7 separate regions of the Homo sapiens genome follow, and all the other regions are linked to region 1. The links are chromatin loops, found by intact Hi-C in ENCODE. Cell type or tissue: dorsolateral prefrontal cortex. All regions are shown on one strand. Region 1 overlaps LINC00636 (long intergenic non-protein coding RNA 636). Region 2 overlaps BBX (BBX high mobility group box domain containing). Region 3 overlaps MYH15 (myosin heavy chain 15). Region 4 has its middle 61 kb from the start of LINC00635. Region 5 overlaps LINC00635 (long intergenic non-protein coding RNA 635). Region 6 overlaps BBX (BBX high mobility group box domain containing). Region 7 overlaps BBX (BBX high mobility group box domain containing).

Region 1 (4,000 bases):
ACTAAATATGATCCTGCCTCGTAGAGTTCACACTAGAGAGGAGGAAGCATATGGGCATAAAAATAACTATAAAACTCATGGCAGAGTATGCAGAATGCTATTAGTGGCATTTTACAAACAAGACACTAGGAAATCACACTCAATAATTTATTTAATCAATACTTACTGATTTCCAACTATGGACCAGGCACTATTCTAGAACCCAGAGAGATCACGGTGTACAAGAAAGACAAGGAGCCTGTTTTCATGGGGCTTACATTCTAGTGTGTGGAGACAGAGAACACCCTGGTAATGCCATGGATATATAAAATAATGTCAATTAATTACTGTGTTGAAATGGAATAGGGTAATGTGATAATGAGTACAGTTGAGGGTTGGGACAGAAGGTGGTCAGCTCTGATACCTGAGCTGAGGCTGGAATAAGAATGAAGTAGATTTGCGAAGAATTTATGAAGGAGATCTTCCACACTGAATGAATAGCAAGAGCTGGGATTAGGAGACAGAAATAAGCTTGTGGGGCTTTGGATCTGAAAGAAGGGATATGTAAAAGCATGCTGTGACAAGTGAAAAAGTGATATGAGATGAGGAGCGATGAGCGAGGGTGGATGGGGCAGATGGCACATTACATTTTGGCTATGGTGAAGAACTTGGGGTCTAATCAAGGTGCCATGGGAAGGCACTGAAGGTTCTAAAAAGAGAAGAGATAGGATTTGATTTCCATTTTAAAAGAGCAATCTTTTAAAATGCTATGTGGCAAGTGAGGACTGCAGTGGGGAGAAAATGAATTCAGGAAAACCAGACAAGAGGCTATTTTTGCAATCCAGGTGAATGATGATGAAGGGTGACCAGTAACTAAACTAGGAGCAGTCTAGGTGGTGAGAAAGACAGATGCAGGATATATTTTGGAGGTAAGCCAACAAGAGTTGGAAGAAGAGGAGAAAGGTTGTTTCTAAATGAAGAATGCTTCCATTTCTATCTTTAGTTCAAAAGCCTTTTATGTCAAACAATATAGCAGCTAATAAATTGATTCTATAAATATATCTAATGTACATTTAAGCTAATATTAAATTTCTTTGGGTCTTCAGAGTTTTTACTGTAAAAAATAGCACAAAATAAAAATGCTTAATAAAGAAAGTTGTAAAATACAGAAAAGCATAATTTTTAGATAAAAATATATATTATAAAATATGCTACATACATATCTAAGATGAGAATGCCTATTTTTTCCCTTAAAAATGTGATTCGATCTCGTATTTGGGGGCGGGAGGGGCATGCTGCTGTGCTGTATCAGGTTTTGCCTCTTTTTCTGCAGCGTCTTTCAAAAACTGAAAACAATTTAGCCACGTTATCCCAAATGCTAGGTGTGGACATTTATTTCCTCATATATGGGCGGTGACTTCCACCATTGGGGCAAACGGACCTGGAAATGCCGAGATGTCCCAGGAAGTCTGGAGCTGATGGAGCCCGTGTCCATCTCACCAAGACCTTAAATATAATGCAGAGTCCCTGCTGCAAATCCATTCCCATCCGTGCTTTGAGACGGAAGGAGGGAAATTGCAGCTATTTACAGCAACCACCATCTGAGCAAGGACTGATTCATGCAGTACCTCGGGGAAGCTAGGTTGGAAACCCTTGTCAACATGCAGTCAAGTCTATGGTTAGAACTGGCCAGTGTGCGCCCTGCATCTGCGGGAGGGTCCGGGGGCCATTTGGAATTTGGTTTTTTTTTTGTTTGTCTGTTGTTTGTTTATTTGTTTTTTAGCCCTCTCTCTAAGGGCTAAGGATTCCATCGAGGTAAGGAATGGGCGGGAGTGAGTCCTAAGCGGGCGCTCCCGGAAGAGCGGCTGCGAGCAGCGGGGCCGCAGTTCGGCGGTATGGATCCTACCCCTGCCCGCCCCGAGCCGACCCGGGCTTGATGAAGTCCCGGGCAGCCCGCGAGGCTGCAGTGTGTCACGCACCAGCTCCCGGCGGCGTCCTCTTCCCCGCCGCGCGCAGTAATGGATCTCTGCGTCCTAAAAGAGGAAGATAATGCCGGTGTTAGCTTATAAATAGATGGTTGCATGCTCTCCCTGCGAAGCATTGATTGAGGCCGCTAAGCTGACTATTGATCTAATTTTAACTTACATGTTCGCACGCACCCTCCCCGCCTCCCTGTCGCGGCTTGGTGGAGCGCGGGGCACGCTGTCTCTCGCGGCCGCCAGAGGGCGGGCCACTGGTCCTCCCGCCACCCTGCCCGTCTGGCCTCTCTGTTTACGCAGACGTACAATGCTGGCCTTTATTGGGTTTGAAAAATAGGAGTTTGATTTTCCTGCACCGGGATGACCTCATCACTCATGAAAGTCGGAGGAAAGCGGGGAATCGGATGACAGGCAGCCGGGAAAATAAAGCTTGCATTTCACCTCCTCCCACTCCACCACCTACACAGAGTACTCGGGATGTGCTTCTCATTTTAAAACCACCTTGCCGAAGCCGGGAAGTGGGAGACGGCGGTAGGAGTGGAATGTTAAATTCTTCTTGGTACTCTGGCACTCGGTGTGCAGCGGCTTCTGTTTAGAAGGTTAATGTCACCTACTCTCTGCCTACAGAGCCTCTTGTAAGGGCGCTCTCCTGAACTGTCACTAAATGGCAATGCAACAACATTATCTAGGAGTGACTTGACTAACATATTACTAATTATTTCTAGACATAATTCATCTTGCCAAAGTTTAAGCAATGGTCATCAGCAATTTTATACTGCTGGCTTGTAAATTTCAAATCTGCTTATGACTTCAAATTATTAAGGTAGGGAATTACAGTCTATCATAGTTTTGCTTGCCGCCTTTTGGGACCACAGCACATCAGGATGGGGGTATAGGGTAAAGTAAATGAGAGGGAAAGGGAGACAGAAGACAAAGAAAGATGCCTTCCCTGAAATTCTCCAGCCCTAGAACTCAGCACGTGAACAAACTTTCCTCTGGGATTCAGTGAAACATATTAATAGGAGTCAATGTTTATCAGGCACTTGCTATGTCCCAGGCATTGTACTAACCGTTTTATATTTGTTACTTCATTAAATCCTCAAGACAACCTATTGGTTAGATTATATTATTATCCATATTTTAGAGTTGAAAAAAACTGAGGCAAGTTAGTTGCACAAAGTCGATTAGCTAGAAAGGGACAAAACCAAGATTCAAACCTCAGTAGAGACTGACCCAGAGCCTTGCTCCACATCACCATGTCGAGTGTCTTGACGACATACCTCCCTTGGCAAAGTCTTAAACTCTCTGCATCTCTAAGCAAAGGAGGGTGCGTGTGAAGAGAGATGGCCACTTTCAAATAAGGCCTATCTAGGCTGAAATGGAAAAGCTCTTCATAGGGAGAGCTCTTGCAAAAGTGAAAAACGTACAAAGAAATGATCATCCTCAGTGTTGCTCCTGATAATAGCTTATAGGATGGAAATAAACCAGAAGAAGGAAACTTCCATTAAGGGGACCTCACCTGGCTATTCATTCCACAAACATTTGCATACAGTGGACTGGCCATTGTGGTTGGCACTGAATTATGGTAATGAAGAAGACAGAAGTGCTCTATCCCCTCATGGAACCTCGTGAGAGAAAGGGGTTATAACTAAGTGAACAATCAAACACATAATTGTAATTTGTGATGATTACAAAGGGGCCTGGTATACTTCGGAGGAGGGAGTCAAGAAAGCCTGTCCGAGGAAATGCCATTTACACAGACAGATACAGCATGAGTAAGGGTTAGCCGGGTCCAGGATGGGCCTGGGCATAATATGGAGAGATATGAGGAAGCCTTGAGGAGGAAATGGTGTTGGGGAATGAGTGGGAGAGGAAGCTGGAGAGCTCACGTGGGATCTGATAAACCAGAGTAAAGATTGGTGACATCATGTTAAATGCAATGGGAATACCCCCTTAAGAGATTCAAGAATGAGAATAAAGCGATCCAAATTGTATTTTAGAAAGATTGCTTTGTTTGCAGTGGGGAGAATGGATAGGAGGTA
Region 2 (4,000 bases), 120 kb after region 1:
TACTCCTGTTCTGTAGCAATTTGTAATTAGCTTGTGACTTTACATAGGTGCAAACATTTCCATACATTGAGCCAAAGACTGCAGAGTGCAAACAAAATTTTATCTGACTTACAGTAGCATCTGACTTAATAAGAAAACAAAAGGATTTGAACACATTGGATTCTAAATAACCAGACCAGTTCAGATGCTCCTTTTTGTTCATAGTGTTCCATCATTATTTTGTTTCTCCAGCAATTTTAGTGGCAGGAAGTAGAATCACAATGATAACGTGGGAATTATTTTAACATGGCTTTGGGACATGGCATCGGTAGAAAGCTCATCTGACAGAATTAAATAAATATATTTCTGATATTTGTGGGAAAAAGACTATCGGAATTACAACAGTAGAATTTACCTTTTAAAAGGGGTTTTAATGAATTAACAGTTTTGATCTAAAATCTGGGAACTAACCTAATTTGGGGACAAGAACCTGTATTTCCAATGTGGCTGTGGGACATTTTTCTTTTTCCTGATCTCATATACAGTACCCAAACAAATAAAAACTTTAAGGATGTCTTACAGTATTTTTTCTTTCACTCAGCTTCTTACAGCTGCAGCTTCAGTTACTATAATATACTCTACACACTTCAAAATTACATAGGAAATACCCAGAATAACTAAATAAATAAAAGGCTAAAGAAAACTGGAACAGTACTGCGTCTCCATCTGAGACGCAATCTTCTACTTCCAGCATCGCAGAGAAGGGCTAGGACAATTTTTTTTCAAAAGATTTATATACAGGCTTGAATCCAGAAATTAAGGTTAAAAGCATAAATATTGATAATTTCAACTAAATTCAGAATGGTTTCAGAAAGATATGATACAACAATTTAGAATAAAACAAAGCAGAAGAGCATCATATTTTGGTTTGCTTGAGATATATATAAGGTGCAACAACTTTTTCTCTTGAGGATGCTGTGGGACAAATGTTAGTGTAGATGGTATCTGCTGGCAGATTAAAGTACACACTATAGCAATATGATTTTCCAAAATAAAAAAGAATGAGAGAAATGAAATGAAAATGATAACAAAAGGTGGGGTGGAGAGCACTAATATTGGTCTGAAATATTTGTGCTAACGAATGTTGTTACCTGAAAATAACAACACTCCTCTCCAGCAGTTTCAGGGCATGAGAAGCACAATTATTGAAATCAAGACTTTACTCAGAGAATCGACAAGGTGAGTCTAAGGAACTATAAAGCTTTGCAGGATTTCTGCTACTCTCAGTGCCTAACCGCTTAAAAATTAAGCATTTCTACAAAAAGGTTTGTTTTAAAGTATCTGAAAACAGTCATCTCCAGTAAGTTGCCCTCCCACCCCCAACCCTGCCTAAGGGAAAAGCCACTGAGGTTTAGGAAAAGCAGATCAAGTAAGATATTAATCACATAGAAAAAAAGTAATCTTTTGTTTTGCTTTTTTTTTTTTTAAAAAAGGTCCCAGGAATATACAGCAATCTCGTAAGGAACTCTAGTGAAATGTAATCGGAGGACTGAAGGAGGGTGCTCTGGCAAAAATAGATCTATTCTAACGTGTTCTATAGAATAACAAGTTAGTACCATTGTCAAGGTGCATGTTCCGCACCATACAATTTTTGTTGTTGGTTTTTTGTTTTGGATTTTAGCTAATTATAATCTTCAAATCACTGCTAGCGAGTGGTCCAAAACTCCAACAGCCACCAACATCGGGACCCAGCAATTTCAAACATTCACTTTTTGTTTTGAAATTTAGAAAATATTAATAAAACAGCATCATAGTAAAAATATTATGCAAAAGTCTGGAACTGCTCACTTGATTTATTCCTACATGAATGGGGTTAAGTTGTAACGTTTGATTAACCTTTTACTAATGCCTTCTTCCTCCATCCCCACCAGGAATATGCATTTTTGAGCACATCATTCCGATGCTTTGCTACCCTCTTTACCTGCTTTGGAAAAAAAAACAAGAAGAAAAACCTCTATTTTTTTTTCAATCCTGTTAGTATGTTGTACATATTTTCCAGCACCGGAACTGAAGTAATATCTACAACCATGAGAAGCTAAACCTAGTATGAATAGAGTCATTTTTTGTATGGCTATTACGTCAAATTACAATTAGAAAAAAAATCATTACAATTCAGTCAAGTATAAATAAGAAAGCTAGATAAAACCATGTAAACTGTCACCATTTAGAGATCTAATTCAAAAGCTTCAAACTCGAACTAGCACTGTCAAAATTCCGCCAGTTTGAAAACCATTAAAAATTATTGCTGGAATCCAATAATTAAAATTTGGTAGTTTGTGCTGTGACGCAAGAGTGGGGAAATACTTTGTGCTATAGAACAAATACCCTGTAAAATCTGTAGCCTCAGACTAATTTTGATTTATCACTTTGCATCTGTTGCTAGGAAACAAGACACTGTGAATGTCAGGTGGTTAAGTCAATATGTTGAATGTTCTAAGCCAGTTAATCCACTTGGCGCTGCTTATGTATGGTTGGTTTTATGTTCAAAAGCAACAAAACACAAAAAGGAAACAGAGACTTGCAGGTGGATCTATGACTGAGAGTCCCACTCTGGTCAGGCATACCTCCCTCATCATTGACTCAGTACCTCCTAAACAACACAAACTCAAAATGGCTCTAAAAACCTGCAGTGCCAATCAGGCTGTGCATAGCAATTGCAACCCGTCCAGCCAATCTGTGATGGATGTAAAAGGTCTGTAGCTCCAAGTCCACATGAAGTGAGTGTCTTCAATGTGTTTAGAATAGTGAAGTAATACTAAGGTCACTTCTGAATAATATTTTTGTCTTTTTTTTTGTTTGTATGAACAATCCATTGGTCACTTAGACCCCTATGTAAAAATAAAAGAATCCTCAAGGCATGAAAACACCAGTAATCTGTAATCTGCAGGACTCTTCCCCTGTCTGGGAAAATATTTGCCACAATTTGCCTCAAGCAAATTCTTCTTGGTCACTCAAGGCTAAGAAAAAAATTCAGATTGTAAGAGTTGTAATTTTTTCTCTCTCTCTTTTTTTTTTTTTTTTGCCAGCAAACTACCATTCTGGTGGCAAATATAAAAGTGCAGAATATATGGACCACGAGGCCGAGCATACACCACTAACAATGGTACATCTGCCTGCCCAGGCTGCTTGGGAGTCTCTGGAACAGGCTTTTTAATATTTATTCTACAATATAAATGTAGGTATAACCTATTATATAAACCATCTTAAACTTAAATCTCCATGTACAAAAAAGACTAAGAATATCTAATAATAACTAGTGCAGTGCGTCAGTTTTTGTTTTTTTTTTGTTTTGTTTTGAAAGAATAACTAGGTAATATATGAAACTAGTTTCACACTCTCTGGTTGGTAAAAGAGATGCTGGGTGAGCTACAGTAAAGGCAGCCTTTTACCAAGTTACCACCTATTACCGTCAAAAGCCTTCAATAGAAAGCAAAGCTCCAGGATCATTCTGTTTCTGCTCAGTATCAGACAGATAACCTTACCCTCAAAGATTCTGGGTTCTGAGAGAACAAACTGGCCCAGGATGCTAACTTCTGCTTCAAGTGAATCTGGGCCGTGTGGGGCAACAAGCACTTGTTTGCAGTCTATATTTTCCACCACTTGGACTCACTAGCATCCCTCGGTAAAGACAAGGCTAGGGTAGTAGGTAAAGCACAATGTTTTACAATGAAAGGGCGCTTCACTGGTCAGCGCAGGAAATAAGTACAGGAGCCTGCGGCATTTCTTTTGGCTGTCCATCATGGGTGAGCGGAGTTGACCTCTGACCTCTGTAAAATAAAAGGAAGAAAAAGTCACTTATTCAGCATATGTTATTAGAGACAGGAGAGGACGATGAATAACAAGTGTGTTCCAATATCTTGTTTAACAGTTACTGCTGTTACTTACATCATTTAATGAAAACTGTTTTTGCTTTAGAGTTTTTTCTCTTCTGTCCCCTTCCTTATCCTTTTTTTCCCCTTCC
Region 3 (4,000 bases), 550 kb before region 1:
ATTTTGCTTCATTCTTTCATATCTGGTTATTTGCAGATGGGACTGAACTGGGACAGAATTGGAAATTTGGAAAAGATTCCTTTTTGAGTTTCTCTACCTTTTTACCTGTTTTCAGGTGAAGTCATACTTTGTTCTTTCCATCTTCCTGATTTCAAAATAAACTTACGAAACCTGGTTATTATTCTCTAGACAGTAGTTTGCAAACTTGGCTGCTCAACAGAATCGCTGGGGAACTTTTAAAATCCTGAAGCTCAGGCCTTACCCAAGCCAGACAAGCCAGATTTCTGTGGGTGAATTTCAGGCATCAGTATTTGTTTTTACAACTTGCCAGGGACCCCAGTGTGCAGTCAAAGTTGAGGACTACCACAATAACAACTTTGTTCTCAAACTTGTATGTGTATCAGAATCACCTGGGTAACACGATAAAACTAGAGCGGCCCAGCCCCTAACCTGCTTCAGGGAGCCTGTTGTTTAATCTTTGATTAGCTCTCCAGGCTATTCCAATACACACTGATGCTTGAGAACCACCTCTCTAGCTAAATGTTACCTCTCCCAGGTAAGATCATGCAGCCTAATTGAAGTCCATGGGTTCATTCACAAGGTCCTGAAGGAACTGATGCTTATGGGTGGGAATTTCATAAAGCCTATTTGGGAATATGATTAAAATATGTTTACACATATTGCTATCTTTACAACAGTAGTTCCTGAATGTCAGATGGGCATTTAGTCATAGATTTACGCCATTTTCATCTTGGTTGCAAACTGTAAACATTTAGTGCAAATGAAGTAATTTACTTTTTGGAACATGATGACCTCTATTGTTTCCTCTTTCCCCCCAAAACAGAGAACATATGTGATGTATAATGTAAATCTCTGGAGTAAATCCAGGGTACACTAGTCCTGTCTGTAGATACTCAACTATCTCTGGAGTAAGTGACAAATAATCCTGTAATGTTAGATGCTATTTCTGTTAAGCTTAAGGTGGGATACTCCTCAGAGAATCTGAATTTCTTTTGTTCATGGATAAAAATAGACTCAAAGGACTGTGCTTAACACTGGAAAAAGGATATATGAAGACTCGGCATGGGGAACTATTCTTTGAGACTATTATTACCTGTATTATCTCTCTTCATGCTTCCAAAGCTTAGAAAAAACAAATGTTTCTCTTTTTTTTTTTTTAAACCTGGACAGATACTGGAAAATTGTTTTTCACATTGTTGGTTACTGTTCATCTCCACTCAGGTTGCCAGGCACATTGTATTTCTTCCCGTCTTTTAAATATTTTCACATTGGATTAGATACTCTATAAAGTCTCTTTCAGTTCAAAAAGTCTATGATTTGACATACTGGATTCTCAATTTGAAATTATCAAGCTTTTGCCGCCAAACCTGGCACTGTTAGCAGGCACATCTCAGTATAGGATGGGCATGTCTGCTCTACCTTTGATTTTCATTTATTTTTCCAAATAGGCTTTGTGTTTTGAAAGGTTTCATAGCAACCAAGTACCCAGGCTATTATCACTGCAAATAAACTAACATAAAGTAGGTATGTAACTTGTAGCAATGTATGTATTATATATATTGATTTTAGTTTATAAGAAAATCAAACATTTCAAACATTTTAAGCCTTGTAAACATTTTAAAGGCTGTGAAAAGGAAATTGATATTGCTAATACAGACGAGATAGAGCTCTCTAATTGTGTTTTGTTTTTACTTTATTTTCTGTTCGTGATTATTGCTCTGGAAAATTTGCAGCTTTTTTTTTCTTTAGTGAATTAAAGAAAGGCTGCATTACCTTCTATTATAAGACATTATTCAACAGAATGACTATGCCAGACATACTAGCATATCTCCAAATTCCTTTAAAATAGAAAGCAGAGAGGGGTTTTGGATGAGTGGAATATTTATTTTGTTGGTAACTGAAATAATCTACAATTTGAAATAAGCTTATAAATTTTTGCCTGTGTCATTATTTTGTGTCATTTTTTCATACCTGAAGTGATACATGCCTATTTACTTTTCCTTCTGATAATACTTATTCTCCACTTCTTGAGGAAATGGAAGCTTTGTTTCATAAAACAATTTTGTGGGGTGTAAGTATTATTGTTGGGCAGCAGAGGGCACTACGGAGCAAACAGAGACCTTGCCGGGAAAGGAAGGGTGTTTTACAGATAGCTGGCAAGTGTCCTGGCTTCTGTTGATTGGTGCTTGTCTATAATTATCAGATTACATGGCCCAAGTCCGTGTTTTGTTGAAAGAGTCCACAAGTACATACATAGAAAGAGAAAACAAATTATAAAGATGGCATTTTCCATGTCCTTCAGACAAATTATATCTCAATTTTTAAAAGATTCTGTTTCTTGATACTAGTCCTCTTTTAGAAGATTCATACACCATAATATTCACCTTTTAAACTGTATAGTTATTGGGTATTAGTATATTCTCAAGGCTGTGCAACCACCACTATCTAATTCCGGAACATTTTATTATCACAAAAATAAACTTTTAGTAGCAACTATTAGTAGTTATTTTGATTTTTGCTTCTCCTCAGCCTGTGGCAACCAAAATCGACTTTCTGTCCTTATGGATTGCCTGTTCTGAACAGTTCATAGAAATGGAATCCTGCAATATGTGGCCTTTCGTGTCTGACTCCTTTCACTTAGCATAATGTTTTCAAGTTTCAGCCATGTTGTAGTGCACATCAATACTTCATTTTTGTAAAATGACTAGCAATATCGTATTATATGAGTATACCACATTTTTTAATCCATTCATCAGTGATGGACATTTCACTTTTTCCCACCTTTTGACTATTGTGAATAATGCTGCTAGAAACATTTGTGTACAATTTTTTGTGTGAACATATGTTTTCATTTATCTTGGGTGTGTACCTAAAAGTGATATTGCTGGGTTCCATAGTAACTCTATGATTAACTTCAGAGTAACTGTCAAACTGTTTCTCACGGCAAATACACACCATTTTGCATTCCCACCCACAATGCATGAGGGTTCACATTTTTCCACATCCTTGTCAACACTTGTTATTGTCTGCCGTTTTGATTATAGTCATTCTAGTGGCTGTGAGTGGCATTATATTTTCTTTTTCCTTAATGCCAACAAACTGAAGAAGTGAGATTTCAATGTGGCTTTGACTTGTATTTCGAAGAAATAATTTCCTTTAAACTTTTAGGATTCAGGCATTTATTTGAAAACTACAATCTACTTTGCTACGCTGATGTAAACACACTATCTTTCTGTCCTCTGGGTAGTTAGTTTGGCTATAATGGAATGAATCTTAACAGTGTTTTCCTCTCTCCTTCCTTTTCTTCTATTTCTGATGACCAGATGCTGACAAAGCTGCTTTCCTCATGGGCATTAACTCCTCTGAGTTGGTAAAGTGCTTGATCCATCCTAGAATCAAAGTTGGTAACGAATATGTTACCAGAGGTCAAACTATAGAACAGGTAAGGTGATATTTCAAGAGCATTATTATTCTATGATCTTCCAATAATTGTATATATATTGTACTGTATATTTTTCAACTACTAAGGATGTTTGCAATAATGAAAGCTTCTATAAATAAGCAAAAAAGAGCTCTTGGGATGACTATTCCAAATGTTTTTACTTGTGATGCACACCACAGTAAATGCTCTTGTCTGAAACATACATTTTGAAAGTTTTCCCTTAGGTAGCAAGTATCTTTGCAGATGCAGACAAACCCTCCACTTGTTGTGATCAACATCTTTGTCATCCAGCGAGGAAGCTTTCAAAGCTGTTCATTCCTAACATGGATAAAATTGGCAAATTGGCATGCTTCACGTATTTGGCATATTGGCTCCTTTGGCATAAAAGACACATGGTGACACGTTAGTTGAGAAACAGTTTTAGGACATATGCTAAAAATCAATATTTGAAAGGAGGTGTGTGTTGAAAACAGAAATGAGAGATGGAACGCCATGCAGATTTTGTTTAGCATCCAGGAGAATGTTATAGTAGAGAAT
Region 4 (4,000 bases), 110 kb after region 1:
TATTCTCTTATTTGTCCCCTCTCATGTCCTGTTTCTGTCCTATCAGAATGCCCTTTTCTCAATCCTCCCGATTGGTTACGTTTAGAATCCTGCTAATTGGTCCATTTTACAGAGCGCTGATTGTTCTATTTTACAGAGCGCTGATTGATCAATTTTACAGAGCATTGATTGGTGCATTGTACAAACCTCTTGCTAGCTACAAAGCACTGATTGGTGTGTTTTTACAGAGTGCTGATTGCTGCATTTTACAATCCCCTCGTAAGACAGAAAAGTTCTCCAAGTCCCCACTCGACCCAGGAAGTCCAGCTGGCTTCACCTCTCAAACTGACATACTGCATTTTGGATCAGTTGTGAACACATTTATTAGGGGCTGCTGATCACCACCTTCAGAGTCTCAGGAGGAGGGTAACACCCCCTGAGATTCATGAACCACTGGGAAGCTGAATAGGCTTCTTCAGTGTGAGCATTACTAATGTAGCAAGAAATTATGATGACGATGCACTATGGATAATCCTAATGACATCTTCCATGCACAACCTTCACCTACTTGGATCCACCAACCTAAAGCAGCACTGGGGTCTCTGAGCTTTGCATCTTTCCAGAGTCTAGAGATTTGTCTTCTAGTTTTTGCTGAATTAAATAAAAACAGAATTAACAACACAAAGACTTTCAGGGAGTGGTTAATGGTGTGGGTGATGTCAATAAGTATTTGGCAGCATCTGCTGAGGATAATCTGAGAGGAACAATCAGGAATTGACAGCCCTTCTTATAAAGCAAAATTGCCTGGATCTGGTGATATCAGTCGTTATTGGCTTCCCTGCCTGCAAAAATGTCACACAGTAATTCCAATAGAGTTGTTTACACAAGTGGAAAAATCTGACTCCTTGATAACATGTTTCAGTTGCAAACCACTCTAATGACACTCAATGGTTTTCTAGTAAGAGAGAAATTTCCTCCAAACTCAAGAAGTTATCTGGGAACAGTGCCCTTCTTCAGTCAGGTTATTTATGTTCATTGGGCTAATGGTTTTTGTCCAGTAATACATTTAAATTGCTTTCCATTTTACTGTTATGCTTCACTATCACATTTCAGAATGTCGCTTCTCTTCCTCTGTGCAGCCGGCAATTTTTCTCAAGTATGCAATGAGAGCATTGTCCTTTCGAAGTCATTTGAAATAGACCTGGTCTCAGCCATCTCAGGAGAATATTCTCTGGCTGATAATCATAGCCAAGTGGAATGTACAAATGAAGTGAAGCTGCCTAGCAGTTCCTTTCTCTCTGGTTTCCTGGAGGCCTTGTTGCAGGGTGACAGTGCACCTATTGATCTGGGAAGAAGCCAGACATTCAGCCTCTGATGATACCTAAGAAATAGTTCCCCAGCTCTGGTATAAGAAGTACAAGGAGGTTGAGAGGAGACACTGTCTTCAAATGATTTACAAACTGAGTCACACATATCTGGCATGGATAAAGAAAAGGAGGTTCTGTAGAAGTGAACACAGTTAGGTTTATACAACCTTACAGAAGCAATTGCTCAGTAAAACCAGCAGCTTATGAGCAACAGAGGGGATAAACCCATATCCTTTATTTTGAATTTTTTTTTTCTTTTTTAGAGATAGGATCTTGCTTTGTCACCCAGGCTGGAGTGCAGTGGCAGGATCATGGCTCACTGCAGCCTCGAACTCCAGGGCTCAAGCAATCCTCCTGCTTCAACTTCCCAAGTAACCGGAACTACAGGCACACACAACCACATCTGGCTAATTTTTTAAAATTTCTGTAGAGATGACATCTCACTTTGTTGTCCAGGCAGGTCTCGAATCCCTAGCCTCAAGTGATGCTCTAGCCTCAGCCTCCCAAAGCACTAGGATTATAGTCTCGAGCCACCACACCCAGCCTAAAACCCATAAATGGAAAAGGTAGATCAGGCTGTTGAGTGACTCGGAAGCACATATAATTCTATGTAAACATCTGGAGTAATTAGTGCAACACAAGTGCTAAAAAAAAAAAAGCTGTATTTAAAAAAAAGCAGAGGCAAAGGGGTAGGACAAGTGCCCATTTCTTAGCTTCTGAGTGCTGGCAACACAAGGTCATTGTTTACATGACAATGGACCACCTTTGTGCCTGATGCTCAAACTCGGAAATGTGTATGTATATTGTACGTTTAGAAGGTAAAATTAAGAAAAGCTAATTTGAGTTTAACATTCGAATGAAAAAGTTTTAACCTCAAAATAAAATTGACTAGGAAAAAAAATGAGGTACTAGGAAGTGTGAATAGTGCTGCTCATCTGCAGCAGTGTAATCCTGGAAACTCCGGCTCTGTTCCAAAACTTGGAGAATTATGACAGCAGACAGTGCTCCTCAGCAGGGCAAGGTGAACTGTCGGGGAAAAACTGTTCTCTGCTGAGTGACTGGAGTATCTTTCAGCATCCCGCCTGCTGTGGAATTTTGCCGCTTGGTTGGTTCTGCCCTCCTTTTGAATGTGGGTGAAGCCCTGCTATTCCCCGGAAAATATTATTCATCAGTTAATTTATGACTTGCTTCATCTTGCCACCACTAATTACTGGTGTTGCTGCTCTCTGCAGTAGGCTCAAAAGCTGAGACGGATTCTATCTAAAATAGATCTTTGGCTGAGGAGCAGGCAGTGGTGGTGGCAGGCTAGAATGTCACACAAAGGCAACTCGGAAAAGGAAAAGCCTACACCTGGACCAGAAAACTGTGTTTTAAAAGGAGACATATGGGCAGGGTATGGTGGCTCACGCCTGTAATCCCAGCACTTTGGGAGGCCTAGGTGGGGGCAGATCACGAGGTCAAGAGATCGAGACTATCCTGGCCAACATGGTGAAACCCCGTTTCTACTAAAAATAGAAAAACTAGCTGGGCGTGGTGGCACGCGCCTGTAGTCCCAGCTATCAGGAGGCTGAGGCTGGAGAATCGCTTGAACCCGGGAATTGGAGGTTGCAGTGAGCCGAGATCACGCCACTGCACTCCAGCCTGGCAACAGAGCAAGACTCCGTCTCAAAAAAATAAAAAAATAAAAATAAATAAAAAATAAAAATAAAAGAAGACATATGGAATATTGGATGTGTGGGCAGGGGAGTGAAAGAGGAAGCCAAAAAAGTAATTTACATGGATAAATGCCCATATGTAAAAGAAAATATCTTGGTCTGATTCCAATTTCAGTGTCCCAAGGAGGAAGGTAGCATACTTATTACGGTCAACCCCTATGCACTATGGTTAGAATTTTAGGTGCCATATCAGGTGGGCAGGTGGAGGTGTCGGAAGACAAGCATCCTGCCTGTTGGTCAGCCAGTCCTCTGTACACATTAGGTGCTTAGGAAATGTTGCTCCATATGTCACCAACTCACTTAAAGTCAGATCTTTGGGAAGTGGGGAGAGGAAGTTCAAATTAAACCTTTGGCAACACAGATTTTATTGACTGAATCTTCAGGGGCCGCGGACAGGTGCCTGATGAACTTTAAATTAAACTCTAAATTTCTAAAACTTTGCTGCATACATACATAAATTACAGTGCAGCTTGCATACCTGAGAGAGATGGTTTTGCTTTTTTAAAAGATGTTTTCAGAGTTAGAAGAAAGAATTCCTTTAACTACCAATTCCAGAAAAGGGGATTTTGATTTGGTCACATGAAGGTGAATGTTTAAAAAGTAGAAACAAAACCTTCCCTACTCCCAAAGGAAAAGTAATCCCGGGGAGTCCTGTAAGAATAGGTACCTTCTGTAGTAAAGTCCTTTTTTAAGGATAAGGATTAGCAAGGGCTCACGTGCCCAATTTAGACCCCAAACGAAGTGGGGGCAGCACTCATCAAAAATGAGAAACCTTTATAGCAGCTCCTTTTTGTTCCAGGAATCCTCCTAGAGCAAAGGATTTCTTGAGTCATTCCCTCAGCCATAAAAACCTTACAGCTATTCTCAGTGAAGAAAAAAGTAAAAAAGAAAGGGAAATTAAAATAGCTCTGGTGGGCATGGGGTGCCATCCCTGTAGAA
Region 5 (4,000 bases), 81 kb after region 1:
GTGTTGAAAATCCAAGCCTGAAAATCATTGCTTTGAAGAAAGGGAGGACAACAACCAAACTATTTCTTCCATGAAAATGCATAACATTTAAATAATGTCCCCGTTCTTCTCAGTGCCCATCAACCTTCATTTTTTAATGCACTGAAAAGTCTAAATATTTATTCAATTCACAGGATTTATTACAGCTTCATTCAGCTAGGGCACATACACATTTTTTAACTACATGGCACTTTTTAAATAGCATCATTTAAAAATAATTAGGAAATAATTGTGATTGTATTCTAAAGATGTAAGATACTATCTAGTTTTAAAAAGTAACCAGAAAGAGTGTTCCTAAAGGACGACCCATAATCAACAGCTAGAAACAGCTGGCATTTATTTTACATAGAAAAACAGTTCGCATGTAGGGAATCACCATCTGACTCACTAAACTGCCCAGTGTTGTCGGGAAAAAATAGGCTGGTTAGAAAGTCAGCTTGTGGCTAACCATGTTCCAGACCACCTGGCCTTGCTCTGCTATGAGGTCAAAAGGCTGGTTTTGTGTTATCATGGAAAGAGGTGAGATTCCAGCCAGACACTTGCCGCGTGCAAGGTCACCTGGGCGTCACCTTTTAGGACGGCTAGAGGAGATGTCAGGGATTGAAGGGGGTGGCGAGGAGGAGCTTTGTCCATAATCTCTATAAGCCACTCTCCTTCATTGATAACATAGACAATCAGAATTGCCATTTTCTGTTTCATCTAAAGTGCTATGAAACACAGCTTCAGCTTGCTCCTTCCAACAGATCCCTACATAGATGCTCTGGAACGGCCTCTTTGTGTTTATTAATGGAAATTTCCCACAATAACTGCAAGTGACTAAAAAGATGCTGTGTCTTTCATCCCTGTCTCTGTCATCATCATGCTTTCTTAACTAACATAATTTTTGAGAAATATTGGGAAAATGCCAACAAAGAAATATAATTTGAAATTCCACCATCCAGAGAAAATCACTTTTCCTAGGGAATAGAGACATCTTCCAACTTATGCAATTTATACAATCATCTGTTTTTCAAAGGTCTTAAGTAAATCATATTTCATATACATTGAAATGCTTTCGATTTGCTTCTGCGGCTTTTTGTATCACCATTCATGGTGTTACAGTTCCTTTTTAAAATGATTTAAAAAAAAAAAAAAGACAAGGTCTTTGAAATTATTGAGCCACCCATGCCTAGCCACCAACTTTGTACTAGGGGTGCTGTATCTTTCCCTTTACGCCTTCAAATAGACTGCTAGCCTCTGTCCTTATCAGCACTTTCCAGTTGAAATTAGAAGGCAGTAAAGGCGAAATGACACAAACAACATGGAATTAGCGTGGCTGACACACAGAGATCACAGCAGGTAATGGAGACAGGTGAGGACCCAGTGAGGGGCATGGGGAAGGGGCTGTGGAGCTCTGAAGTGCATTTCCCACATTTAGCCTTGCACTGGATGTACAAATGTCCACATCTCTAAAATTAAATTATGTACCTTATGGAGCAATTTGCATAAAACAATTTTGTATCTGTTGTGTGTTTCATAACCTGCGGTACATCTGTACATTTATAGATTTTAAAAAATAGTATATATCCTGCTTTGTAACATGCTTTTTTTGTTGGCACATGCCTCTTTATGTCCATAAATAAATACAGACGTCATAATTGCCGATGACTACAAAACCCTCTGCTGTGTGTATCTATAAGAATTATTTAAACAGTTTCCAGTGAGTGGATCTTCTGGGTGTTTCCAGTTCGGCTTATAATGGACGCCTCGGGTTCCCAGGGTTGTGTTCTTTGGTCTGCCTCTGGTTTCAGCCATAGCTGCAATGAACATGGTCATGAGAGCTCAGACTCACATGGAAAAGCTAGCAAAGGGGCTTTTCCGATGCTAAAGAGCCTTGAGGCAAAGGAGAGTCTTTCTCCTTGCTCCTAGACAACCTTAAACCAGTGGGGACGGACTGGTGAATAAATGCTTCAGGAGACCTTGTGAGTGTTTCGCGAGAGGGCGCTGTGGAGTTGAGTCCCAGCAGCCCAAGGCATCAGCCTCACTAAGTTTGCTTTTCCCTCTTCCCTACTCTCTCCCTCCTGCTTCCCAGGATCATGTTGGAAATAAACTACCTGTATCCAGACAAGTCCTAATCTCTCCTGTTCTGAGCCAAGATAGGGACTCTGATAAACAATGATGTGGACAATATCCTTGAATGCACATCTCTGCCGTGGATCTAGTTATTTCCTTAAGACAAATCTCTAGAAATGCTCATTGCTGATCTGGTTATTTCCTTAAGATAAATCTCTAGAAATGTTCACTGCTGAGTCAAAGGGCATGGACTTTTAAAAACAAGCTCAAACAAGTGCTCTGTTTAACAGAGCTCTTAACTGTAAGGCGATTGATTTTATTTTATTTGCCTTTGCCTATTCAATCCCAGAGCTATCATGAAGCTCTCTTCCATCAAGAAGCAAAACATTGATACTAACTTCCTGTAGTCTTTTAAGCCACCCTCTCCAGAGGCCCCAGAAATCCCTCCCCGTTGCTGTCCTGCAAACACGATGAATGGAATAGTTGGAATGCACACCCACTGTCTCTCAAATAGACAGCTCACTTTATTGCCTGGTAGTTATTAAGAATGAGTAGTAATTTTGCTGTAGAAAAGACTACTTATAGGGAAAGTAAGAAACGAGAGAAACATTCACTCATAATTTAACACAAGGAAATAAAACCAACCAGAAGATAAAATGTCTGTTTCTCAAACAGCTCAATCCTTATATCACTAGTAGCACTGGAGCTCTTAATTATAGATAGTAAAGCCTCTGGATGTTATTTTTTACCCAACATCAGTGGTAACAGACGCATAAGGAACTGCTCAGAGTAGTACAGAAGGAACTCTAATGCGCAGGCGCTTCGGTGGGGCAGCAGCAAATGTGCGTGATCTGGCTAAAGAGGGAACCCAGAAAGGGTGTCAGCTCCAAATATGGATTAGCCACAGCCTTTCCACGAGGGGGAATGGTGACCATATGTTTGCAAGTATAATTTACAGAAACATATATGTGATTATTTTTTAAAATAAGTGAACTATTTATAAATCTTAGCCAATGAATCTTTGTGACATCTCCTTTCAGGAAGCCTAATTTTAAAAGGTATATAAAACCGTTCTCCTGGCCAACACTTGCAGGTTCTGCCCGCTTGGATGGCTTCCCTAAAAAAGGAAAAAACAAACAAAACCAACCTTCCTTGGCTGTGTTTGCCATCAACATCAAGAACTGCAGCAAAGGCATTCTGACTGCTGTTTATTACTACTGTTTATTCTGTCATAATTACTATCACCAAACCCACATGATTACAGTGTTAGTAATTTTATTGATTATAAATAGCACTAATGCTGTAATACATTAGCAAAGACACAGCATTAGGGAGACATGGTCCATACTCACTTGGAGAGTTGCACCTTTGAGGATGATTGTTTAAACCATCCTGGAAAGCATTATCCTTACATGGCCCCGGTTTCCAGTCACTCCAGTGAAGGTTTCCTTTAAACACTACCGCCATTCTCCCTGCTCAGTGTTTCTGTGGCCTTCTCAGATGTCCTTCATGCAGTCTAGGCTGTGCTTTGTATTCAAAAGAGAATCCCTTGATAGTATATGGACCCAGTAATGTCCTAGTTTCTTGAATTTGCTAAAAGCAGGGGCATTAGATTGTGAAAGCCCACTACAGCCATTTCTATTTTAACAGTGATACATCTTCCTTTTGGCAAGAGTACTATTGAGTGAATTCGTACAGTCTTGGGCCCTTCCATGTTTATTTAAAGATTGTATTTTCTGAGGGAGGAGGACAAAGGGCACAATTGGGACTTTACTCAAAACACCCACATATCATAGAGGGAATCTACATTTACTGTTTAATTTTAGTTTTCAAAATTTATTGCAAAGAGTCACCTGGATAAAGAGAAATCCCCCCACAGAACAATGTCTTTCTGCCTTCTCCAAAGCAC
Region 6 (4,000 bases), 170 kb after region 1:
AATATCTCTAGGTAACCTTTAGCAATGCTTAATGACTCTTAGTAGCAAAATTCAGTTTTCCCAAATTAAAGGTTAACCCTCTCATTGTTGAAAATTAGATGTAACTCATTTTATGGTCACAGGAGAGATGGTACAGTTTAGGGAAACACTGTTAGAATATTTTGTAATTTCCACCTCTGCAGATCTTATCTCAATATATTCTTAGGAACTTGCCTCTGCCAGTTGAAAGAGTGCAGACTTTCCACAGCGTTTTACAGGCTCAGCACCACCCAACTGCGAAGTGTTTGAAGAAATCTATATTAAAGACAATCCAAATAGGGAATATTAGTTGTGATACCAGAATCTTTGCTTCTCATTCATATACATTCAGGAATTTTTCTTAGTTACGAGAGTATCATTGCTCCCATGTACCAAGTAACAAAACATGTCACATTTGGGATGATCATTTTGAGAACCATTTTTAGTAAATGACCTCAAAAATAATAACAAAAGTAGGTATGGCTGTTTAACAGTAAGAATATTATCTTGGATATTCTAGGCTTTAAATTTAACTCTGTAACCTTAAAGTGAGAAATGCATTTCAATTTCTACTTAAGTACTAACTTAATAACTAGTCAAATATAAAAGAGATTTAGAGTTATTTTGCATTTACCAAACAATTTTTTTGAAGAATATATCTGGGATCTCTGTGGAAAGACAGCATCAAGTCAGTCAACAAATTTTGTTTAGAATCCAATATATATGTGCAAGGCCATATGACAGCAGCTTAGGAATCTAAGAGTTTTATATAAAACACTGACCCTGGCTTTCAGAGTATGCTTTAATGTACATGCAAAGACTGATAATCAAGGCCACAAATCTGAGTTGTACAGTTAATGGCCTATGCTGTGTTGCAGTACATAACATATGTACAACATTAACATTGACTGCATCCTCTTCTGCAAATTTGGCTAAAAAGTGGCTGGGCATTGATAAAAATAAACAACACTGCCTTTTCTCATTTTTTAAATAAAAACTTCATTTTCCATTTCTAGCCTCAATAAGAGCTGAGAAGGACATACATTCTTAAAGACATTTACAAGCATCTTCACCTGAAGTTCTGTCATTGTTAGAGTAGATAGCTATAGTCTAAGATTTTTAGATTCTTTGTGATTCTGAATTCTTTCTCAGTTAAAAACAGAGCTATTTCTTATTTCCATTTAGTAGGTAATCCTGCTTGTGACTATATCCTTAAAGGTGACCACAGATCCCACAGGTGATTCTACGAAGTTGTTAGCTCCAGGAGGGACTGGGTGCTTCATGCTAGAAGAAATTTTCCCTAGAATACTTGCTGAATAACAGGCCTTTGTAGAAGCATGTATTTAATAATGGCCTACCTAGGCTATTAAAAAGGGCCTAGCTTAAGGAAGTTATGAGGACTCTTTCCTCCTGGGTGTTATCAGTTTTAACAGAGTGCTTTTCTATTCATCTCTATCATTTACTTTTCCTTTAGAAGATACATTTATGGGGCTCAAACTTTCTGAAGTTTGGAATATTTTCTTCTGGCCGAATTTTCACTGATAAATGCTACTTCTACCTTTTCTAGACATGCTGAATTCAATTACTCACCTTATCAGGAGACTAAGAGAAAACAAACACATTAATACCACCGGCTCTCAGTGCTTCAGGGAATGAAGGACTGAACATAAATGCCAGTGCCTTGAATCAACGCTCTATAATAGAAAGAATATGGCCTTTGTGCCACACAGGCATGCTTTCATTACTTGCTGCTGTGTGGACTTAAGCAAATAAGATTTTGAGCCTCATTTACCTTACCTTCAAAATATGAACAGTAATACCTGCCCGCAATTATGCTGTGAAGATTAGGTGTGATGCTAGTGTAGGGCAGTGCTGAAGAGATATTATGCTCTCAATAAATGGCCCAATTATTACTAATAATGATTTATCTTTAACACTTAATAAACATAAACACCTTTTTGGTACAATTCCAAAAATTACTTAAACACTGAAATTGAACAGAATTAAAAATAGCAGTGTGTGTGGATATTTATTAAATTTAGTAATTTGCAGAGCACTAAATTTGTCACATAATCCCATGACATGCTCAAGAATTACTGAAGGACCACAAGCTGCGTAGCACTGCACTTCACACCCATGCTGTTTTTCTGTTTCTTCCACTGGCTCCCTCTGCTGTTGCTTTTGTCACTGCAGGTTTTTGTTCCCCGTGTGTGTCACTCCCACATATCCTGTGCCTAATGCAGTGCATGGCACACTGAGAGGCTCATGAATGACTGACTGCATGGATGCACTACCTGCCTTTAGAGTTAAAGCAAAGCTGTCAGAGAGGAGGCTTGAGAATGCTCTCCTTAGGTTTAGTAAGAACAGTTTTCCTTATTGCCTCTGGGAGGATTTTTACCTGTTTACAGGTACAGGGAAGCATTTTAAATGCTCAAGGTTGCTGGAAGCCTGATTCCCAAAAGGGCATGTGTGGGGGGAGGTTCAACATATTTTAGTGGCCCAACATTTCCAGGATCTCCTAACAGTAACATTTTTATGGCATTACTTAGTGTGAGATACGATTTCTAAAAGTTAAATCAAAAACTTCTTAATTTGAGGGAAGGAAGGGTGGAAAACTGGGCATACGTTAATTTCCATGGCTTGGTCCTTATCTTAATTTCTTTGCAGCATTTGACAGTGCTAGTCTTTCTTTAGAAAAACTCCTTCCTGCCCTTCTGTTATTGCAGGGTCCTTGCTTTCCTCCTATGTCTCAGGCCACTCCTTGTGGTTCTTCTTTGCTGGCTCTTCTTTCCATAATAATCCCTTCAATGTTTTTCCTCAGTGTTTTGTCTTAGGACCCTCTCTCAGTAATCTCATCTATGCTGATGGCTTCAATTTCAAGCATAGCTGATATAATAATGATTTGTTATATTACTGTTCACTCCTGCCCATGCTGTTCTACCTAAGAGATATATACATCCTTTCAGATACGAACAATATAGTTAACATCTGTTTTCCAATGACTGGTCAGCTATGGAGGGAAGTGTGTGTTTGCTAGGTTGGTAGGTAGAGGGCACTAGTGGGCCATACGGCATAGGATGTTCATGGGTATGCTTCTTATTTTCCTCAAATTGGATAGGGCTTGCCAATAAGTTAATTCCACTGTAGTCTCTCTTGACTATTATGTAATGTTTGGATAAACAGTATTCATCCATAAAGTCTAGCTACAGGGTGGGTGCAACAGTACATGAGGTACAGCTAAAGTGCTAAGAAAAATGATCACCCTGGATGTTAAATTGCTAATTTTATGGCTGTCTGAGGTGGGTGAGCAAACAGGTGGTAAAGATGAGAATCAAATTAGGTAATGGTGGAAGTCTTGCAATTATGACGGTATTGTAAATATTGTAGCTTGGGAGAAAATGACTGATAATTGTTGAATGAATAAATGAGTCAAAGAACAAATAAGGCCTTCTTTACCTTACCTTTCTTATCTAAAAAGAAATATTAGTGCTTCCAATAAAACACAAAATACATCCACTGATTAGTTACAGTGTAAGTATATGGTGTTTTTAATCAACTGTAATATAGTGTAACAAACTGAGCATTCCCTCATGAAAATAAATGCATTAAATTTGTACCTATTGCTTATATCCAATGGTGACAATATTTTAATTTTGGTGAGATTATAGTTATATTTATATAGGCAAAGCAAATATCTTCTAAGGGAAGTTTTAAAGTCCAAATCTATCTAAATCACCCAGATTAGCTGTGTCTTCAAGGTAAATATAATTTTTCAATGCAAAGATATACTCTAGGTGTAAGAGTGAGCCACAGAGCAGATCAGAGAATATGTGGATTGGTCATGGCTTTTAGGCCTGTTAAATAATTAAAGACAACAGTTCCCTTCTGACATTATATCTGGTCATTAGTCTTTGGTAAACCAGACCTAAAAAGTAACTGATGTGTCACTCTACCTGTAAACAACAGAAGACACAGATAGGAA
Region 7 (4,000 bases), 240 kb after region 1:
ACTACTATGCAGCCATAAAAAATGATGAGTTCATGTCCTTTGTAGGGACATGGATGAAACTGAAAACCATCATTCTTAGCAAACTATTGCAAGGACAAAAACCAAACACCGCATGTTCTCACTCATAGGTGGGAATTGAACAATGAGAACACATGGACACAGGAAGGGGAACATCACACACCGGGGACTGTTGTGGGGTGGGGTGAGGGGGGAGGGATAGCATTGAGAGGTATACGTAATGCTAGATGACGAGTTAGTAGGTGCAGCGCACCAGCATGGCACATGTATACATATGTAACTAACCTGCACATTGTGCACATGTACCCTAAAACTTAAAGTATAATAATAATAAATAAATAAATAAATAAATAAATAAATAAAATAATTAAAAAATCTGGATGTTTTCTATCATCCTGATATCTAATTATAATTTTAAAAAACAATGCAGAAACAATGATTTAGTTAAGAATCAATAGTCTGTATCACTGATTGGAAATCTTTTTCCTTAGCTACTGTTCTTTACTGTAAGAAAGATGGTGAATAACTTAAGTAACAGTCAAATCGACTTCACTTCATAAAGCAAAACTTCTCAATCTTAATGGTTGCAAAACAAAAATATTTTTCTCAAAAGCAAAAAAAGAATACGTATTTCTTATTTTAAGTAGTATAGTGTTTAGCGAAGTTGCTTATCCTAGCTGCTGCAACGCCCACCTACTTTCACTTTGGTACACTAGAATTAGACTCACCATTTACTAAATTACAAATTACATAAAGGTAGGTGTGGTTTACCTTTACCTTCCCAAATGCTTAGAATACTGCCTTGAATATACGTATTTAATAAATAGTACTTGTAAATGCATGAATCCAATCATCTTATATCAGCCTGCACATTTGCCAAGGAAATTAATTAGAATGCATAGGATGCTATCATTGATTAATTTCTATATAACTAGTGTTGAGCAGAAAACCGTTTGTTTTATACTTGCGTCATGCTGGGTGAAATTTTTATGTTAAATATTTTCCATTTTCCTGATTTAATATATATGATACAAAATGTAAGTGCTTACTTGATGATTCAGTCATAACAGTGCTCTGTTTAGAACATTAACAATTCCTTTTATATTTCTTTCAGGTGTTATTTATATTCCTTTTATGTGTTTAGAATGAATGTGCTCCAACCAGAGCCAAGTACTAAAACCTTATTTTTATCCAGTAAATTTACTAAATTGATGACATTTATTTACAAAAGATTCTTCATGTCTAAGAATAACAACAATAACAAAACACAGTTCCTATTCGTGTATTATTTGCTCGCCTTTTTTCTCTTTTAAAAAGTACGAGAGTGGCCAGGTGCCATGGCTCATGTCTGTAATCCCAGCACTATGTTAGGTCAAGGCAGGAGTAATCGTTTGAGCCTAGGGGTTTGAGACCAGCCTAGGCAACATAATCAGACTCTGTCTCTACAAAAAATTTAATAATTAACCAGGCATGGTGGTGCACACCGGTGGTCCTAGCTACTTAGGAGGTTGAGGTGGGAGAATCCCCTGAGCCTTGGAGCCAGGAGGTAGAGGGTGCAATGAGCTGTGATCATGCTATTGCACTTCAGCCTGGGTAACAGAATGAGACTCTTTCTCAAAAAAAAAAAAAAAAAAAAAAAAAGGGGGGGGGGCATCAAAGTGAGAACATAAAGAACTGGTTTTAATATGACTGAAGTTCCTTCCTTTAATTTTCTTCTCAATGCACAGTACAAGAATGTTGTAAATCACTACCCACAAGATACACGTTTACTGAAGTACCCTAGAGTATCTTCCTTACAGCCCAATTTACATAAGTCTGCTCCCTCTGCTGGCCAAATTTTTATTTTCTAGCATCCTATTTAAATATAAAGGTAATGCTTTATAATACCAAAAAAAAGCTACTCTGTAAAATAATCATAAACCATATAAACCTGGGAAATCACTGAAGAAGCTCTTTATATCATTAAGGCATTGTGTTTGCTGATTTTAGGGATAGGTAACCATCCACATATTGAGTTAAACCCAAGAATTTTCAAATACAATATCATTTTTCCCCTAAGCAAGATTCTTAACCCTGCTAAAACCATTTCTCATTAATTTAGTCCATTTCTAATTGGAATCTCCAACGTACTTTGTGATAAGTGTCTAACCAAGCCTTTCCATATTTACACAATGGCATTATGTTGGGGAAACAAGAGGGAGAGAATGCTTTCACTTAGTAATTTACCAGGCCACAAGAGTTAGTGGCAGAATACAGGATAAATAAGAGAGACTATATGCTAAAAGTGAGCCCATGCTGCTTTTAGTTTTTTTCAAAGATAGATTATAATATAATAATAAAGTCATTGTTCTGACATATCTAATACATTCGTTTTAATTTTTTATGATAAAGCACTTTATAATATACAACTTGAGTACATTTCATTAATAAGTTCCAAATATATTTTCTTATACAAAAAGCTAGTACTGCCATTAAAAAACCCTAGGCTACCTTATTTGCTGCTTTCCAACTATGTACCACTTTATAACTTACAAAGCCTTTATTGCACACATTTATTATTACAAAATCCCATGAAATGGGTAAAATTATGCCCATTTGAGAGGCGCCTCAGAGAGATTTACATAATCTTTATAATGTCATTAAGAAGCAAACTAGGAACACAGCCTATAAAGGCTCTGGACTTTAAACACAGGTACTTTCTTCCATCTGATTGTATCACTGATTTTAGTTTTTAATCAATACATTTACTTTGGGAGGAAAAGTAATTCCATTTTACAAGCCTTGTTGGTATTTCATTCATACCTCTCAGTAATTACTTTAGAGGAATCCCAAACTTCCATTCGTATCTCAAATACTCCTCCATATAGACTTAACTATACTAAATACACTGAGGAGGGAGGGAATCGGAACAAGACAGCACATGTCTGTGACGCAATGTACTTTTCTTCACTTTGTATTTTGTAAATATTGATGCTGCAGCTCTTAAAGTACTCTCAGAAGTCGTTATGACTGACAGCCCGTGAGTGCTGCATCTTTCAAAACAAATACGCTTTATTGATGGAGAGCACACACATCTCCATCTAATTTTTCTGAGGCAGAAGTGGAACAAACATATCTTAACATTTTAACTAAATTCAGCATTCTGTACTGAACACAATAGGCAGGTTACAGTTTAACAGATATTATGAAAGCTTGTCATTTTCATAAGCAACACAGCACGTAAGGGAAGGGCACTCTACAAACCTCCCCTATAATCTCAGAGTAGCATACAACTTCCTGTGTTTATTGTAAATATTTTTAAGTACAAGCAAAAATTCAAAAGACATTTTGTACCAAATAAAGGTCTTCACAAATGTCCAAGTATTGCTAGATTTTAAAATATGTACTACTATACGGCTTAAGAATAAAAGTTTAGGCGAAAATTTGAAAAAGAACCAACTGGAGAAAATAAAATATACTTGATCGCCCTGATTCTAGGGGGAAAAAAATAAGGAAAACCTGTCGTTGTCTGCTGTGTACCAAAAATCACAATCTAACAGCAAATATCAGACATATTTTATATCACATTATAGCTTCCCTTGAACTGAAAGGTAGGGGCTCACTGAGGAGTCAAAGGAGAATTCTGCTTGCTGAGCTCTCCCAGCCATTTGCTTTGATGACTGCCAAATCTGTACTAAAAGGTGGGCAAATTCTTTCATAGCTCTTATATATAACTCCTCTAGGGAGACCTTCTGATCCCAAATCAACCTTTTGAGGACCTATTAATGGACTAGCATTAAGAGAGATGACAGTGATTATAAAATATGAGTTGGAACAATAAAGAACTTGTTGGTGAGATAAAACCTATATAATAATAAAACCATTTGGAAACTAGGCAGCAGGTAATAGAGTGCAACAAATGTGGTCCAAATCATTAGGGAATAGATAATATATAATAATATAACATTCTCAGCACTGGACACTTGGCAATTATAAAAGCCAT

Evidence for each region. Peaks named below come from ENCODE experiments on the same cell type or tissue, not always from the same donor. Only the 100,000 strongest peaks of a DNase experiment are listed, where the experiment ranks them.
Region 2: it touches region 1 in a loop (4-fold over the local background); 8 of 110 quality-filtered maps call a loop at or near these places.
Region 3: it touches region 1 in a loop (5-fold over the local background); 49 of 110 quality-filtered maps call a loop at or near these places.
Region 4: it touches region 1 in a loop (2.6-fold over the local background); 7 of 110 quality-filtered maps call a loop at or near these places.
Region 5: it touches region 1 in a loop (3-fold over the local background); 11 of 110 quality-filtered maps call a loop at or near these places.
Region 6: a loop joins it to region 1, with 11 times the contacts of the local background. A loop is called at or near these places in 12 of 110 quality-filtered maps.
Region 7: a loop joins it to region 1, with 3 times the contacts of the local background. A loop is called at or near these places in 30 of 110 quality-filtered maps.

Annotation. Positions count from the first base shown.
Region 1 is chr3:107,925,885-107,929,884 of GRCh38, reverse strand. It overlaps LINC00636 (long intergenic non-protein coding RNA 636), which reads right to left. Exons shown (of 3, transcript NR_015394.1): 3 at 978-2,012. Among named protein-coding and RNA genes, the nearest start is that of LINC00636, 45 kb to the right of the region's middle. RefSeq lists enhancers at 2,296-2,355, 2,366-2,455, 2,044-2,665. In dorsolateral prefrontal cortex, CTCF peaks have their summits at 1,985 and 2,184 (motif pointing right); DNase peaks (open chromatin) are centred at 1,514 and 2,204; H3K4me3 peaks cover 2,139 bases; H3K27ac peaks cover 3,009 bases.
Region 2 is chr3:107,805,176-107,809,175 of GRCh38, reverse strand. It overlaps BBX (BBX high mobility group box domain containing), which reads right to left. Exons shown (of 18, transcript NM_001142568.3): 18 at 1-3,806. The coding sequence ends at 3,719. Among named protein-coding and RNA genes, the nearest start is that of LINC00635, 71 kb to the left of the region's middle. In dorsolateral prefrontal cortex, no CTCF peak of the experiment used is centred here; no DNase peak of the experiment used is centred here.
Region 3 is chr3:108,475,860-108,479,859 of GRCh38, reverse strand. It overlaps MYH15 (myosin heavy chain 15), which reads left to right. Exons shown (of 41, transcript NM_014981.3): 12 at 3,345-3,463. Among named protein-coding and RNA genes, the nearest start is that of MYH15, 33 kb to the left of the region's middle. In dorsolateral prefrontal cortex, CTCF peaks have their summits at 1,918 and 2,117 (motif pointing right); no DNase peak of the experiment used is centred here; H3K4me3 peaks cover 519 bases; H3K27ac peaks cover 600 bases.
Region 4 is chr3:107,814,716-107,818,715 of GRCh38, reverse strand. No RefSeq gene overlaps it. Among named protein-coding and RNA genes, the nearest start is that of LINC00635, 61 kb to the left of the region's middle. In dorsolateral prefrontal cortex, no CTCF peak of the experiment used is centred here; a DNase peak (open chromatin) is centred at 2,376; H3K27ac peaks cover 1,329 bases.
Region 5 is chr3:107,844,458-107,848,457 of GRCh38, reverse strand. The region is part of intron 5 of LINC00635 (long intergenic non-protein coding RNA 635); the gene reads left to right. Among named protein-coding and RNA genes, the nearest start is that of LINC00635, 32 kb to the left of the region's middle. In dorsolateral prefrontal cortex, a CTCF peak has its summit at 2,035; a DNase peak (open chromatin) is centred at 2,027; H3K27ac peaks cover 1,366 bases.
Region 6 is chr3:107,751,892-107,755,891 of GRCh38, reverse strand. BBX (BBX high mobility group box domain containing) reads right to left here. Exons shown (of 18, transcript NM_001142568.3): 10 at 214-294. Among named protein-coding and RNA genes, the nearest start is that of LINC00635, 120 kb to the left of the region's middle. In dorsolateral prefrontal cortex, CTCF peaks have their summits at 1,969, 2,168 (motif pointing left) and 3,071; a DNase peak (open chromatin) is centred at 2,191; H3K27ac peaks cover 1,341 bases.
Region 7 is chr3:107,688,552-107,692,551 of GRCh38, reverse strand. The region is part of intron 3 of BBX (BBX high mobility group box domain containing); the gene reads right to left. Among named protein-coding and RNA genes, the nearest start is that of BBX, 170 kb to the right of the region's middle. In dorsolateral prefrontal cortex, a CTCF peak has its summit at 1,859 (motif pointing left); no DNase peak of the experiment used is centred here; H3K27ac peaks cover 606 bases.